2 separate regions of the Homo sapiens genome follow, and region 1 is linked to region 2. The links are chromatin loops, found by intact Hi-C in ENCODE. Cell type or tissue: GM12878. All regions are shown on one strand. Links, peaks and the distances in the headings refer to the core of each region. The heading gives the core; the rest is flanking DNA. Region 1 overlaps STARD13 (StAR related lipid transfer domain containing 13). Region 2 overlaps NBEA (neurobeachin).

Region 1 (5,390 bases), core at 106-5,105, 2.0 Mb before region 2:
ACTTTAAGTATTATTCCAAGAATTGGAAACAGAAACCCTCCCACACTGAGCACAGATGTGGTGATGGATGATGTATCTCAGTGGCATGGCCCCATCAAATCCCGTGTTCAACTGACTACATGAACCTATTTTTGTCAGTGATTATTTCCGGTATTCCTGTGGTTTATCCCAATGTAACATGCAGAATCTACTATGATAACATGGCTTTACCTCTGCCAGTTATTCCATGTAAAAAGAGATTAAATGAGAGATTGCCAAAAAACTTCCACAATTTACATAGTTTTCTTCATAGTATTTGAACAAGTAGACTCAAATTTTCTTTTTACCTGTTTTAAACCTCAGCTCAAGAGCAAAGTTAAACCAGTTTGAATCTCCAGCTCTCCATGCAGTCAATTTTTAAATGAAAATGGTTGAGGCAGGCCTTCTAGGCCCCTTCTGATACTCAGATTATTGTTCTGTCAAAGAATTTTCAAATTCTGGCCTCAAAGGTTACCTTATTTTCAACATTTTCTAAATTTAAACAGAAGGGAGAGTAGTAAAATTGGAAGCATGGTAAGAAGTTGCTCAACTTGATTGTTCCAAGTATATCCTTGATTCTGTGTAAAGAACCTAAAAATGGAGGCCTTATGGTCAACATAATTAGTACATAATCTGTCAGGCAACCTTTGGATTCTTAAGAATTTTTATTTGATTATAAAAGTAATACTGGTCACTTATTTGCCATTTTTCATATTATTTATAAATAATATCATGCTGAACATCTTTGTTCAGAAAGCTTTGTCTACATTTTTATGAAACCATTTCGTTAGGATAGTTTCCTAGGAGAATTACTGGATCAGAGGATCTTGATAAATGCTGCCAAACTGCCTTTCAAAAAGATGGTCAGATTTTCTTTTTAAAACACAGCTAGTCACAGATATGCCAAGGCTCTCTCAGAATAGAGACAGATGGATGATAGTTTTAATGTTTAGTTACCTAACTATGATTAGTAGGATTCAGATAGGACTAGTAGGTTAATAGTTAATCTGCTGGTGATTAGATGTAGGGTTTTGCATTGTTGCAATCTCAGGTTCCCAGCTGACAACAGTCTATATGCTGTTATGCCATAAGGGACAATTTATTCCAGACACAAAAATGGGTACCAGGGTTCTGTCCCAGAAGGTGTGTAATGACAGGACCCCACAAAGAAGTGGTATGGAAAGACTGACTTTCTCATTCACTTGACAAACATTACTTGAACACCAACCAGACATAAGAAACTACAGCGAGCACCAGGGAGTCAAAGCAGCATGGTACCTGGCCTGTCTTTGCGGAGCCTAGGGAGGAAGGAAGATGTGTAAATAAAGAATGAAGTAGAATAAGATAAAACCTTGATTAGAAGTTTGGAACCATGAATGAAGAAGGCTCTAGCTCTGTGAAAGAATGGTGGTGGAGAAGGTTTCAAAGGCAAGTGATGCTTAAGGTAGCTTTGGAGGAGGAGGAGGATGTTGGCAAGTGGTAGAGAAAACATTTAGCAGAGCACAGGGACAGAACTGGGCAGAGCGTGGAGGTGTGAAAACATGGAGTGTAATAGTGAAGTCATCTGGTGGGTGGGGCAGGAGGGACACGGGTGGCAAAATTCGCTCACTTCCTCTTTCTGAGAGGGACCTCTGGGGGCTCCAAAGAAACCTTTGAGATCAAAAAAGAGCTAAGAGAAGCCTTTGAATGACGGGCAGAATTTATTAAGAAAGGGAAGAAAGGAATATTCCAGCAGCAAAGAAGTTGTCGAAGTTCAATTAGTGACTTTAAATGGCCTGAAAGTTTTCAAAGCATTTTCATGCACATTATGTCATATGGGCCTCCCAACCACCTCGTGCTACAGTAAGGCACACATTCTGATTCCCACAATGCAGCGGAAGAGCACAGTTGAATGGCGTGGCTCCCAAGGCTGCCATATTTCGAGATTCTAGGGGCCACCACACACCTGTGTTCACAGAACAGGGTGCGTGGTGATTCTCTGTACTGGCAGGTCTGGCTTCTGATGTCCTTTGCAGTACACTAAGCTGTGATCATGTTCATCATGTAAAATGAAAAGGATTTAAAATGAAAACACAGTAATCACTCCTATCTTTTCATATCTTATATGCTGCTATGCTATCAGTTTTACTGGATTATTTTGAAAGATGAAGTGGATGTGTGTGGGTATATGCATATATGAAGATTAGCATATATTTATTTGTATGGTATATCTATGTATCTATAAAATGTGAGAAAATATTAGGTACCTTAATCTGCACTATTATCCATTTTTTTTTACATTAGGAAGTTTAAAAATTACATATATTCAACCATACTAAATCAAAGCAGCATCACACCAATTTTAGCCCTATTTTTTAAAGTTCAACCTGTTTGAGGAAATGACTAGTCTTACACAATGCTGAGAATCTTGATGAGAAAATCAAATAGTTATTCTACAAAGAGAAAAAAAATAGATGCAAATACCTTCAAGAGCAGCCTCCTATAAACAAAAGTATTACTACATAAGATTATAGAATTTTGTTTTTAATTTTGTTTTAACTTTAAAGGCTAAAGTTTTTAGCTTTTTCAGTGTAATGCAGAAGTTCTGTCTAAGAGAGTGGAGGCAATTTCATTAATGGCATACGTACCAAAAGCTAATAGCACAAGATGCATTATAAATGTCTTACTGACATTTGAAATATCTCTGGGAGACAAAAATGGCTATAATTATTCATTATATTTGTAAGCAGTGAATTAGATTCATCAAAAGGTTAATCATCTTCCTCAAGGTCACAAAATTAGGCAGCATAAAGGTAGTATCTGAAATCCAAGGCTTCTGACTGTTACCTCGGTCCTTGAAATCAATTAAAATCGTCTCCATAAGGTCTGACGTGGGTACTGTCAGAAGCTGGCAAAATTCTTTTACACATTAGAAAAACAGGTGCGGATGCTACCTTGTCACATGTCAGCATGTGTCAGCACATGTGAGTTTAGCTCATGCAGAACATACTGGTTGGCATAGATGATTCCTTCACATGCAGATATGAATCTACACAACAACAGTATGTTCCAGTATTTCACAAAGAGTATCAGACGCACATCTCTCAATGACTACATAGGTTGCACAGAGTGTACAAAGAACTCTGTCTACTGATATTTCCTTCCTCTCATTTTTCACATTTAGACTGTAGGAAACAGGCTAAGCTAATGAAAAGACAGTACGACAAAATCTTCAACTTTCAGTTTCTGATTTCCCCAATAAGAAAAGACATAAATGTGTCATTTCTTATGAGACGCGTGGAAAGAACCCCGTAGAAACCATATGGTTGTCAGTAACGGCATAATCTCATTCAAAGGTGCTAAGAACACTAATGAGACCAGGATGTCAGGAAAAGCAGAAATAGATCAATATTTCTCTCCCATTTATAGTTGTCCTCACCATCAGTCTCTGCACCAGCTCTATGTAAATGAAATCAATCAGCAAGGATTTCTGCAAAACGCATAAAACAGTTCTCCTCTCAGCTCTACCGGAAGATAAATGATTCCAGACGTTGGCCTGTGGCCATTTTCCCACACATGCTCCAGAGCTCTGACATCCATATTGGGCCATAACACTGAGTGGTTTCTACTTTGGCGAGTTTACAGCCAGCGCTTCCACTTCTGGTTTGGACTAGACAGCCTGCTAATGCAGATGCAAAATAAGTCCCTTTCCGCCTGTGTAAATTGTAAAAGAATTGACTTTTTCCAATAAAGGACCTCCTGTGAGCCCCCTGAAAACTTTCTGCTATCGCTCATAGAATCTTATCATTCTCAATCACTGCTTTAGATCCCCTTGGAATTAGACGAATCCTGGCCTAATAAAACATGCGACATATGACATCGAACGCAAACCACTTAGATGTAACATACAATTACCAACAGCCCAAGTCCAACTTTGAAAACGAAGCCGTTGAAAAATGTATTAAACATAAATAGCAGGATTGTTTCATATGGTAGCTTATGTTCTGAAAGAGGGTAACAGACTTTCTGAGAAAGATAAACTACAGAAGATCCAGAAGCAGCTTCCTTTAAAAATGATGTCAACACCAATAACATTATTTGGAAGGCTCGTAGGAAGTCCAGGTCATATTCATAGCTATTTAAGTAACGTAGCCCATGGAATTAAGCATGCTAATACAAAGCATTTACTGCCAACCTCGTCAATCTGAAAGGTGGGTCGCTTTCTTAATAAACTGCCTTTGAGGAAAGATACAAATAATTTTGCCCATTGTTATAAATAGAGAGAGAAGGAAGGAAGGAAGGAAGGCCTTATCTATATCTGTAGTCTGAGATAAAACAATTCTCTCTGAGATTAAATAAAAGTAAAATAAATCTAACTGTAACTTGCAAATGTTTCTAGAGTGAGTAGCCAAAATGACAGTCACTGCTTTTTAATTTTAAATCAAGTTCTTGTTAAGAGAATGTTGTAAATATCAAGTCCACTACAAAGAAAACTTTTTATATCAATGACAAAACTCACAATCTACATAGGAAGTAACTGTTGTCTTTCCCACCACCACGACCTCTTTTTCTATGGAACACAAACTTACTTTGTTTAAAATTGTCCTTAGGCTGTGCTGTACCTTTCAAACAAAACCCCTCTCTTCTTCAATTCATTTTCAGCTTTCTTGAAAACTGCTCCTCAGAAACTGACAGATGGTGCATCTGTCACCGAGTGTTTTCTCTTCGTTATCTCTGCCAGCTAATATTTCCTCTGTGCTTGGCTGTTGTCTGTGAGACTGGTCCACATCATTCTAGCCTGATCAATGGTGTGCCTGGTTTGAGGTTGGTTTTGGCCCCGCCTCCAGCTCTAAGAGAAAAAAACGAAAACTCACAGCTGGATTTCCTATAAATCCTCTTTTTAAAACTGGCTCTGCCGCTCTGGCACATACCAGAGGAAACGCTGCCAGTCTATCACAAACCAAGGGGGGTGCTCCTTCTCCTAGGCACCCCCACCGCTAGTGTCAGGTGCCTTCCTTATATAACACATCCCATTTTAAGTTAGCCTAAAACTTCACAGGAAGGGAAGAAGTGTTTTAAACCAAGCTTAGGTTTTTCCATGCCTAATAAGACTCGAAAGAAGATGCCCATGACTGAAACACACACACACACACACACACACACACACCCATAAATAATTTTTAATCTGTTAATACTGTGCAAACCAATTCCAAGGAGAAAACAGAAAAGGAGAAAATGCCAAAATAGGATATAACAAAATCAGTGCACATTTAATTGTGTATCCTTAAAAAACTCAGGTCATCCTTCACATTCTGATGACATTACACCCTCAGTTGGCAACAGGATTTGCTTGTATTTACACTGCCAATGAACTTGGTGAATCAGGAGAATGC
Region 2 (5,390 bases), core at 305-5,304:
CTAAATTTTCAATTTAATTTTTTAATAGTAAATGTGAAACAAATTAATTAAGAGAGCACATCATTTACATAGGCATGAATACAATTAGGAAGTCGATGGATATAAGTAGCAAGGGCAACTTAAATGATCTAGCACAACATTCTTAGAAATGTTGGCTTCCATGCTTCTCCTCATTTTCCTTTTAGGATTCAAGGTGGCTGCTTCAGCTCCCAACCTCAATTCATAAGAAACCTGCCCAAATTAAAAGGCAGAGATGACTCTTCTTCCTTCCTCTTCTTCCTGTTTTTCCTCTGCCTCCTCTTCTTCTCTCTCCTCTTTCACTTTCTCTTTTTCTTCTCCTCTTTTCTTCTTTTTTTTAAAGGAAGCCCGTCAAGAAATTTCCCCCTTATATCTCGTGAGCCAGCAGGATCACATCCTCTTTCAAAATCAATCATCAGAAAAAGAAAATGGGATTATAATGACTGGCTTTTAGAGACTAATACTGGTTAATTAACTAGTAACTAGGGTTAGGCTAGTCTTTCCTATACCCAGTCAAGCTCAATAATAAAACAAAATATAAAATGTGTGTTAGCAGGGAAAAAGTTATGACTGTTGTGGAAGAAGTCAATAAAGTCTGCCATAGAAAGATTTTACTTTTGATTTTATTTGATCAATTTGTTCTTAGACTACTCATATACTTTCATTGCTAATTGTTATATGATAAATTACCTAGAGATGGTAACTGAGGAAACCTAAATACCATGAAATACATTGCTATTAACATGAAGACCAATGTATGGAGATAAATTATGTAATTTGATAATTATAATATCAGTAGCCTCCAAGTGAGTGATACTCAGCTTTTTTTCCAACCACCTACTCTGTGTTTTTGTTTTCTTTAATGGGCTCTCATGAAATTACCCAGGTAGAATTTAATGTAATTTAAATTTTTTAAAGGTAACACTTTATTTTTAGGACAGAGAGAAACATCTTGAAATTTAAGATACACAGTGATAGATAATAATTCACAACTCTAAAAGGGTGAGAATTATTGACTCAATTTTGACCATGAAGTAATTTCTTTTTTTTAATCTTATTTTTTTCCCATTAAAAAACAGTTCAGGCTAGGTGTGGTGGCTCACACCTATAATCCCAGCACTTTGGGAGGCCAAGGCGGGAGGATAGCTGGAGCTCAGGAGTTCGAGACCAGGGCAAGACCCTGTTTTTACAAACATTAACTAGGCGTGGTGGTGTCCACCTGTAGTCCCAGCTACTCGGGAATCTCCTGGGCCCAGGGAGGTTGAGGATGCACTAAGCCATGATCCCACCACTACACTCTAGCCTGGGTGACAGCAGAGATCCTTTCTCAAAAAAAAAAAAAAAATTATATTCTTGACTGACACCAAACGAAAGCAGGGTATTTTTTTGACATCTACATTGTATGTTTTGTATGAGAACACTGTACTACCAACTTACTTTGAGATTTTTTCCTTTTCTTATTAAATAAGTTCTTGAATTTGTACTGATTTATTTATACTCCCCTATCATGTCACTTCTTTAGCAGTATACATTTCAATGTGACTAGTCAAAGGTGGGGCTGAAGTCATTGGGGATGTGACAAATTGAAACTGCCTACAAAATAGAACTTTCAGTTAAATTTTTAGGTTTTCGGTTTCAAATTTTATTTATGGTTATGAAAATTTTGAATTGGTTATATTTTGAGTTTCCATATTATTTTTAACATTAGACATACTTTTTATATTTAAAAGGTTTTGCCTTTCAACAAAAAACAATCAGATTTGGCAAAATAAATATTTTTAGCCAAATTTGTTGAGTCAGTCATATGTCTTAGAATCTAGTACTGTATTTTTCAAGCAAAGTAATAATATAATGAGTTAATATACTTGGATACAACAAAATCCTGTGGAGATGAATGCTTAGTTTTTGGTAATATGATATCTCAATTATAAATTGCTTTATTTTATAATTTAATTTTAAATATAGCTAGCTCCTACAGTTCTATAATTTTTCACTTGTTATTCTAATTGTCTAAGCTTTTCATTTAAGTAAGCCAAAACATACTCATTTCTGTTTTCTGTATTTTAGCCATTCTACAAAGTCTGTAATGGATTTTGTCAATAGCAATGAAAATATTATTTTTGTACATAACACAATTCACCTCATTTCCCAAATGGTAGACAACATCATCATTGCTTGTGGAGGAATTTTACCTTTGCTCTCTGCTGCTACATCACCAACTGTAAGTACTTTGCCTCCATCTAGTGGTTATATTTTATAAATACATGACTTTAGCATTTCAGTGGTGGTCTAGGCTATAAACACATTTTAACCAGACCTGTACTTTTTAGGCAAATTTTTAACCATTTAAATTTCTATTTCCACCACTTTTGTTTATCAGTGTTGGGTTCCAGCTGTGTGTGCTTATGAAAATGTTTCTCTGGTAATTCTGATGAATACTTCATCAGAAGAGTATTGCATTCTTCATCAAAGATATTGTATATCTCTTCAAATCTGTAGTATAAATAAACTCTTAAAATCCTTGTTATTTAACATTTTCATTTATTTACTGATTCAACATTTATTTTACAAAATCTAGCCTTGTCTTGATTTGTTTCTATATAAAACATTGAAATGTGTTAATATAATACATTTTAAAGGCATTTAATGTTAATTGTGTATGTCATTTAAAATAAAATAGGTCAATGTTAACTTTGTATTTTAGTTGTCATTAAAAACAAATTCTTTGATTCAGACCAAGGCAGACTCCATAGCTACTTGCTCAGATGGGAAAGAATATAGAATTTTGCTTCCCATATTACCCACGTTCTTGTTGCCGTATTAGAAACTCATCCTTAAGCTCAGAAAGCATACCTTTGCCAGAGGGAAATATTTCATTTTACTAAGATGTGCTTTAGTTGGTGAGACACTGTTTCCAAGTTGATCTCTAAGTGTATTTCATCATTAACAAGCTTTTTCTACATGACTCTTTTTCTTACTGTTCTTTTGTTAATGCCACCACCATCACCAGAGCAGCCTTGAAACTTCAACATTAGCAGCCATAGGCTATATCCTCACACACTTTCCCCAGGCCTTACTCTTCTGTTTTATTCATGAATTTGCTCAAGAAGTCCACAAAGGGAAGCATTCCAGTTCAGAAGGAGGAATGCAACAGAGCAAGTCACCAGTAGGGCCTTAATCAAATTAGCAGCTGAACCAAGGAAATGGAGCTAAGAAGAACAGTATAAATTGTTGATGGTGTGTGAAGAGTGCAAGTATACATACACCACTCCTTTTCTTTAATCTCTCTTTTCCTCTGGTGATTTATACCAAATTCTGGTAAATTGAGAGTTGTGTATGATTTTTAAAATGCTTTCTAATAGTGAGACATAGAGGGCATTTTTTTCTTCTCTTTTCTTTTCTTTTTTTTTTTTTTTGACAGAGTATCATTCTGTGACCCAGGCTGGAGCAGAGTAGGGCGATCTCAGCTCACTGCAACCTCCGCCTCCTGGGTTCAAGCAATTCCTCTGCCTCAGCCTCCCAAGTAGCTGGGATTATAGGTGTGCACCACCACACCCAGCTAATTTTTGTATTTTTAGTAGTTATGGGGTTTCACTATGTTGGCCAGGCTGGTTTCAAACTCCTGACCTCAAATGATCTGCCTGTCTCAACCTCCCAAAGTGCAGGGATTACAGGCATGAGCCACTGCTCCCGGCCAACGTGTTTTTTGTTTTATATATTGAAGACTGAATAAATCAATATTTTCTTTGTGACATTTTTCTTGATCATATAAATTGCATTTTGTTTTATAAATTATCATTTGTTATGAAGAAATTTTTAAAAGGTTGTATTGAAATTCACTTTGAAATGTAATATTGAATGTTTTTAAATTTTGCATGGAACATAAAATGCTTCTTATGTAAAAAAAACAGTTTAGCAATAAGTTATTTCAATTTGTATAGGTTTAAAATATTCACATTACTAAATAGTTTTCCAAATTTTAAAGGCAAAAGATCTTTAACTATTAAGATAGAATATTAAAGTAATGAAGTAAACTATAACATACATACTATTGCACCAGTCAAATTTGCTTATTTGTTTTATGATGATTGTACAGTAAAGATACTGACGCTTTGAGGTTGGCTTCCAAAATTATTACGATTCAATTTTGACCACTGTAGTTTGGAATTTAAAATTATTTATTACCTAGACTATCTCAACAGACTTGGGAATTCATTCAATTATAGAAACCTTTGTTTATTTTCTCAATTTCTATATTTCTGTTATTTTGGCCCATTAACTGTTTGGACCTATGCCTGGTTGTACAACATAGCTGATTTTATGTTTTTAGAATGAATTGCTTCCTTAAGAGAAATAGCCGAACCTTTCTCCCATTTTGTATCTGGTAGAACTATGATTGGTGCTGACTGCTGAATGTTGTTTTTCTATTATGAATGTTGTTTTTGTATTACTGGGTTGTATAATATTCTTGCTAGAAGTTGTAACATAGCAGAGGGAAAAAGTTGGGAAAGAGGAGGTTGAATAATGAGGGAAATTAAACCGAATATTTGGGCTTTTTATATTTAAATTTAAAGTGTAAAAAGCCAAAAGAGAATTTTGGAAGGGATAAGTGAAAAAAGGAAACATTGGCAACGTGAAGATTACTGAAAGGAAACATTGTCTTGTAGGTGCTTTTAGAATTTTAATCCTAGATATATGAAGAGAGATGGAAACATTTGAAACTAAGGTTTGAGTGAGCTGGTAATTTTGTTTATATATATATAGTTTTTCAGAATATTCTTGTGTGCATTTTATGAAGAAATAGGAATAATAATGGTTTATGGCAGTAGTTCACAAACTTTTGTGTATGGGGCCAGATGGGAAATAGTTTAGGTTTCATTGGCAGTATTGTTATCTGTCACAGCTAGTCAACTCTGCTGTGATAGTACAAAAGCAGCAATAGACAATACATAAACAAATATTTTTTGTCTGCTGTTTCTGTGAGATTGACATAGAAGTGGTCTCTTTTCTGCCCTGGAAATTTAGATGAGTACAGTAATTTATACTAGAGATAACATTTTTGTATTGCTGTTATAGTATCATCATCATGGAAGAAAATTTTTGAACTGTTTAATCTTAGTTGGAAGGTACATATCTTAATGGAAACTTAAGAAAAAAAGAACATATATATATTGTTTATAATGATAGTTTGAGCACCTTGAACTTAGTACTCTTGAAGAAGCAGCACTTTATGGGAGTTTCAGTTTTGCCCAGATTACTTAAATTCATATGTAGCATAGAAAATAAATTACAAAAATAGTTTCAGATCTCCGAGTTAGACCAATAGTTTTAACTGTACTCAGGGAAAAAAAATAGACCTCTTAGTATGTAGT

The links. A loop is a pair of places that touch in the nucleus more often than their neighbours do. Peaks named below come from ENCODE experiments on the same cell type or tissue, not always from the same donor. Only the 100,000 strongest peaks of a DNase experiment are listed, where the experiment ranks them.
Region 1: a loop joins it to region 2, with 6 times the contacts of the local background. A loop is called at or near these places in 1 of 110 quality-filtered maps.

Annotation. Positions count from the first base shown.
Region 1 is chr13:33,201,233-33,206,622 of GRCh38, forward strand. The region is part of intron 1 of STARD13 (StAR related lipid transfer domain containing 13); the gene reads right to left. Among named protein-coding and RNA genes, the nearest start is that of STARD13-AS, 74 kb to the right of the region's middle. RefSeq lists a silencer at 1,433-1,522. In GM12878, for the core only: no CTCF peak of the experiment used is centred there; DNase peaks (open chromatin) are centred at 1,643 and 3,060; H3K4me3 peaks cover 4,162 bases; H3K27ac peaks cover 5,000 bases.
Region 2 is chr13:35,162,271-35,167,660 of GRCh38, forward strand. NBEA (neurobeachin) reads left to right here. Exons shown (of 59, transcript NM_001385012.1): 24 at 2,086-2,239. Among named protein-coding and RNA genes, the nearest start is that of NBEA, 220 kb to the left of the region's middle. In GM12878, for the core only: a CTCF peak has its summit at 2,237 (motif pointing left); DNase peaks (open chromatin) are centred at 380 and 2,251; H3K27ac peaks cover 1,126 bases.